Linked DNA regions of Homo sapiens: region 2 is linked to region 1. A link is a contact called in ENCODE Hi-C or POLR2A ChIA-PET data. All regions are on one chromosome and are shown on one strand. The core of a region is the stretch at or near the end of the contact, and the rest is flanking DNA. Distances in the headings are between cores, read along the strand shown.

Region 1 (2,869 bases), core at 255-2,754:
AGATGCATGCATCAAAGGAAGACCTGGTAGAAGCTAGCCTTTGATGAAGTACTGAGACATCCTGCAACGTGGATGAAGGTGAACCTCCAAAACATATGCTCAGTGAAAGAAGCGAGGCACAAAAGAACACATAGCGTATGGTTCTGCTTTTTTTTTTTTTTTTTTTTTTTGAGACGGAGTCTCGCTCTGTCGCCCAGGCTGGAGTGCAGTGGCGGGATCTCGGCTCACTGCAAGCTCCGCCTCCCGGGTTCACGCCATTCTCCTGCCTCAGCCTCCCAAGTAGCTGGGACTACAGGCGCCCGCCACTACGCCCGGCTAATTTTTTGTATTTTTAGTAGAGACGGGGTTTCACCGTTTTAGCCGGGATGGTCTCGATCTCCTGACCTCGTGATCCGCCCGCCTTGGCCTCCCAGGTTCTGCTTATATGAAATGTCCAGAAAAGGCAAAAAGCAAAAATATTGGGCCAGTAAGCAGATGAGTGGTTGCTTAGGATAGAGAGTGGAAAAAGAAGTGATTGTGTGTGGGCATGAGGCTTTTTAGGGGGTGAGAAAAATGTTCTGAAATTAGATTATGGGGATTGTTATACAATTTTATAAACATACAAAAAATAGTTGAATTGTATACTTACAGTAAGTTAATTTTATGGTAAATAAAGTTGTTAATTTTAAAAAAAAGATTCAATACAAGTTTGTGTTTGAAACATAGGAGATAACAGAAAGGAAACAATACAAGAAGAAATTCATCTGTTAAGCCTGTTCCATGGACAGGCTAGCTTTTGTTCTCCCTTGCTTCCTCCTCTTGAAAACAGCGAGTCTGATGGACTGGGATCTGAGCTCAGAGCTAACCTAGGTATTTTAGACACTTCAGTAGTTAGAGAAATTCCTTTTAGTGATCCCAAATCACACCTTGGGTATAACTACCTCCACTGCAGGACTGGTCAGGTTAGCAACCTGGAAAGGCATGAGGGGAAAAGAATGAATCATCAGAAAATATATAGTGTAATCATCTGAAAAGGTGACTCACGCATGAATTTTTACATGCCTATTCTTTACTCAGACCCCAGTAATATCTCTTACATTGAAAAACTATACGTCCTCAGGTTTCCAAGCACAAAATTGTGTTCAGACATTGCATTGCTTTTACCACAATCTGCATACAGCACCAGAGTCTGGAGATTCTGGGTCAGTGTGATCCCAGGACCAGTAACATCAGCATCATCTGAGGACTTGGTAGAAATACAGACTCTTACGCTCCACCCTAGGATTACAGAATCAGAAACTGGGTGTGGGGCCCAGAAGTCTGTTTTAACAAGCCCTCCAGGTAATTATTTGCATGTTAACATTTGAGAACTACTACTGTAGGTCATGATATGTGCGTGCACACACACACACACACACACACACCAGCCTCACTTGGGAAATGATGCTTATTCCAAGACAAGAGCTACTGTCTTGTAAGGGCAGAAGTTATGATGGCAAATATACGGCAGGAATGCAACCACTTCCATCTTCCCTATACATGCCTGTCACCACTAATCCATCACTGCAATCTTTCATAATGAGTCAGGGTAGCAGTGCCTTTGGCCATCTAGCAGGAGAAAACCTCACCAGGTGTCCTGCACTAACATGGAGTTGGGTGGGGAAAGGCTGAAGTAGATTTAGAAATTGCAATGTGGAGAATTTGGCAGAAAGTGAGAGCCTGATATAGATAGTGTTACTAATTCCCCACGGTCTTGGGTGGCCCATAGGAGATTAAGAATTTCCTATTATCCAAGCTGGGGAACATGGGCTGAAAGATTGGTAGATCCAACAAGGCCTGGAGTCCAAACAAATAAACTCACAAAGTGCCAGAATCTCAAATCCAGAATTGAGGGGCAGAATGAAACTGTCAGATGCGAACATGAGGTCCCAAAGGCCAGGTGGAATCAGCCACATCTGGTGGAAACTGATGCAAGTTATCCAGTGACAAGGTAGGACAAGGGACATCCTGGAAGAGGTCACAGAAGATCCACGGGACAGCTCACACCAAAGACCCCCCTCCCAGCTTCCTTGTTCAAGAAGAGTAAGCTTTCCCCTCCCAGAAGCCATTTCGGGGAGGAGAAGGTAGAAAGGATTTTCTTTGAGAACACAGATATAGCCCTGATATTGAAATACTTAACTGAATACTTACCCCAAAGAGGCAGTTATAAACTGGAAGAGACTGGGTTATCTGTGAAACTGTGAGGTAGATAGGAATTTTAGATCTGTTTCAGAGAATAAAGTTAAAATTTGGGGGGCAAACATCTGATTTGTAACTGTTCATAAAGCTACCTATCAAAATGTTATGGATTTCAGGTTTTTTTTTTTTTTGTCTTGACATTAGTTTCTCCTGGTCCAGCTAAAACAAGCAGGGCGTGGGAGGCAGATGCAAAGGTCGGCATTGGCCTCAGAGGGTTGACCAGCTCCAGGTTTCAACACGAGGTGCCCCTTGTCCTATTTCAGAATGCTTCCCCTTCAGCCTAAAAGGTTTCAACAGTTAGTGCTTCCCCTTCAGCCTAAAAGGTTTCGACAGTTAGTGCCATTTGGTCCAGTCACATAATCACAGCTGGTAATTGGAGAAGGTGAACATGTGCTTCCAACATTCACTTTTCGTAGACTCATTAGGTCAAAGATCATCTGAGCAAACCCTCTCATTTTACAGATGAGGAAACCAAGGTCAAAGAAGCTAAACTAAGTTACTCGCGAGCTGTAGCTGGAAAAAAGCTGGAACCAGAATCCTAATTGCTCCAAGTCCAAATTCACAGCTCTTTCTAGCACATCAAGCTGCTCATAAACCAGAAATGATCCGTTCCACACACTGTAATCATAAACCAAAACCCAAAGATTCCAAG
Region 2 (2,869 bases), core at 247-2,746, 45 kb after region 1:
AGAAAGAGCCAGGTGAAGACTGGCTAGGCAGTGAAGACTCAACAGGAAGAAACCGCATTTCCTGCACTTTGATAGGAAATGTTGGTAATCCTACATTTGGTAGAGTAAGACAAAAATAAACACATAAATGTATATTTCAGGTTATGATAGGGGATATGAAGAAAAAGCAAGCAGGGAGGTAGGAAGTGATGGGGATTGAGGGTGATGTTTTAGATGGGTGGTCAGGGAGGCCCTTGCTCAGAAGGGGAAGGCTGAGTGGAAAGCTGAAGGAAGCGAGCATGAGCCATAAGGACATCAGAGTGGACACCCAGGGAGAGGAAAAAGCACGTGCAAATGTCCTGTTTGGGAGCATGCTTCTTACTTTGAAGAAGCAGCAAAGAGGCCAGGAGTAGAAAGAGTAAAGGGAAGCGGTGGGAAATGAGGTAATAGAAGCGGGGCCCAGAATGAGAAAGGCAGACTCTGGCAAGCTCTGAACAGAGGAGAGGCACCATCTGATGACTACTGGCATAGCAGGATGCCTGCTGAGTAGGAAGAGTTTGAGCAGTCAGGGACAGAAGCAGGGAGCCTAGTTTGGAGGCAGCTGCAGTAATCCAGGTAAGAGGTGATGGAGCTGGGATAAGGTAGCAGTGAGAGAGGTGGGAGTGGAGAGTTTCTGGATATACTGAGAAGAGAGAGCTTCAGGAAGTGCTGATGGACTGGGCTTGCGGGATGGCCTTGGTCCTGAAACTCCTGGCAAGGGAATAGGCCCAGCTGTCAGCTTAGAGAGTGCAAATGCATCAGAAATCAAGGCCTCTTGAATTCTGGCTCTTACGCAAGAGGCAAAGACCCCATTTATTTAGCACCTACTATGTGTCAGGTGCTGCCTTAGGTATTTTCACAGAAACTTCTTCCTCACAAATCTTTGAGATGGGTTTGACTACTTCCACTTCATGGGTAAGGAAACCAGAATCTCAAAGAAGTTCAATCAGTCAGGGACGGAGATCTGAACCTGTGTCTACCAGTCCCCAGGGCTGTTAATCAGAGACCTTTACAGAGGGAGAGCCTAGCAGAGTGGCTTGGGGGTCGGGGGTCGCTGCAAGCTCAGCAAAGGGAGGCACCAGAATAAGGGAACCCTCACACCCTCCCAGGCAGCCACAGCTTCGCACCAGAGCTCCAGGGTGGAGCTGCAAGTCACGGGTCTGACCTAGCACCAAGCTTCCTCAATAGGATCCAGGATGTAGCTGCTGGGGCTGCAGCCACCGGAAGCAGGAAAACCAACTAGGGACAGGCAGGAGATCCAGTTGACCCATCCAAGCCCCAGGCCCGGCTTTCCTGCGTGAGAGGGAGGGTGCCACCAGGTGCTGCCCACAGCCCCTGTAGTCAACGCCCTTCAAATTTAGTTTCCACATTTCAGCCTCCACACACCAAAACTTTCAGCTAGCCATCCTGGGAGGAGCCCCTAGGTCGCTGCCTCTGGGCTGGCTGGGGCCGATTGGAGGAAATGGGCCTGCACTCAACACTTGTGCACCTGCACTGGGCGTTGTGTATTTCTCCTCTGGTTGCCAGAGCAACAGAAACAACAGTGGCTGCTGAAACCCCCTTAACACCACAGCCCAGGCTGACCCTGACCAATGGCAGCCAGACCTTGCATCTTGGCCTCTTCCCTTTCCTCTCACCCCCCTGAAAGTATCTCCTCTGAAACCAAAAACTTAACCGGCCTCTTTCACTGAGCTGAAATGGTTCTCAGAGCTTGCCCAACTCTGAGCTCTTCCTGACACGCCTGGGTTTCTGACTGTCAGCACCCCAGGGAGAGGGTGGGACGCCCAGATCCAGGCATGGAGCAGAATGTCGCCTAGGGAGAGCGCCGGGAGCCTCCTCCTCAGAACCACTGCGGAAGCTACTTTACTGCAAACAACCTAAGTAAAGTGGGCAGCTTCCCAAGGTGTGGCCCCAGCTGCTGACCCCAGAGTTTGTACTCAAACACCCGTGGGCCTGGCTACTGCCCTTATTGACAAATCCAATCTCATCAGATGCTCTGGGGCTGTAGGTCTTCATTCCATGTCAGGAATGCCCCGCTTTGAGAGGACTTGTGATTGTGGTAATTTATGACACCAGCTGCTGTGAAAATGACTGGGGAATGGGCAAATTGCCCTGCCTGTAAACTCACAAATGGACATCCAGGACCAGAGATGCCCTCGCTCGGAAGCAAGCACCCATATCGCCCTGCCTCAAACTGTGGGGTGCTGGGCTAGCTCACGTTTCATCTCTCAGGTTGCTGTTCAAGTTGCAACCAGAGAATTCCATGTGCTCAGCTGGGAAACAGGACACCAGGGTCCTTCCCTCCATTCTGTGAGTATCCACCACAGGAGGGTGAGGGAAGAGGGCACCTCTATGCTGTTTTTTTAGTTATTTCCACAACCCCACAAGTTAAATATAGCATTTTCCACATGTGTACAACTGAGAAAATCAAAGTTCAGTGAGGTTAAGTGACTTGTCTGAGATTGCACAGTGAGCAAGTAGCAGGACCAGGATTTGAATCCAGATTTCCTATCTCACATTATACTGTAGAGGCATATTTAAAGTCTTTAATAAAGGGCTCAGTTCCTTGATTATCCCACACAATAAACAAAATCATAGGTACTCTATTAGTTTGCCAGGGCTGCCATAACACAGTATCACAGTCTGGGAGGCTAGCAACAGGAGTTTATTGTCTCACGATTCTGGAGGCTAGAAGGCCAAGATCAAGGAGTGGGCTACTTCTGAGGCCTCTCTCCTTGGCTTGTAGGTGGCCATCGCCTCCTCCCTGGGTCTCCACATGCTCTTCCCTCTGTACATGTCTATGTCCTACTCTCTTCTTATGAAGACACCAGTCACGTTGGTAATCCTAGCG

Evidence for each region. Hi-C counts contacts between places; a loop is a spot of excess contacts on that map. ChIA-PET counts read pairs that join two places held with the same protein, here RNA polymerase II (POLR2A).
Region 2: a loop to region 1 is called in a map of posterior vena cava, with 27 times the contacts of the local background. The contact joins two enhancer-like sites. A Hi-C loop is called at or near these places in 3 of 168 maps with a recorded cell type or tissue (heart left ventricle, left ventricle myocardium superior and posterior vena cava). POLR2A ChIA-PET finds 5 or more read pairs at or near these places in 3 of 52 experiments (GM12878, PC-9 and activated CD4-positive, alpha-beta T cell).

What each region holds. Positions count from the first base shown.
Region 1 is chr5:56,542,672-56,545,540 of GRCh38, forward strand. The region is part of intron 2 of C5orf67 (chromosome 5 putative open reading frame 67); the gene reads right to left. Among named protein-coding and RNA genes, the nearest start is that of C5orf67, 62 kb to the right of the region's middle. RefSeq lists a silencer at 2,417-2,617. Within about 2 kb of position 1,505, at least 4 of the 41 ENCODE cell types and tissues checked have a DNase peak (open chromatin) inside an H3K27ac peak, as active enhancers do.
Region 2 is chr5:56,587,560-56,590,428 of GRCh38, forward strand. The region is part of intron 1 of C5orf67 (chromosome 5 putative open reading frame 67); the gene reads right to left. Among named protein-coding and RNA genes, the nearest start is that of C5orf67, 17 kb to the right of the region's middle. RefSeq lists enhancers at 1,241-1,320, 1,451-1,710. Within about 2 kb of position 1,497, at least 18 of the 41 ENCODE cell types and tissues checked have a DNase peak (open chromatin) inside an H3K27ac peak, as active enhancers do.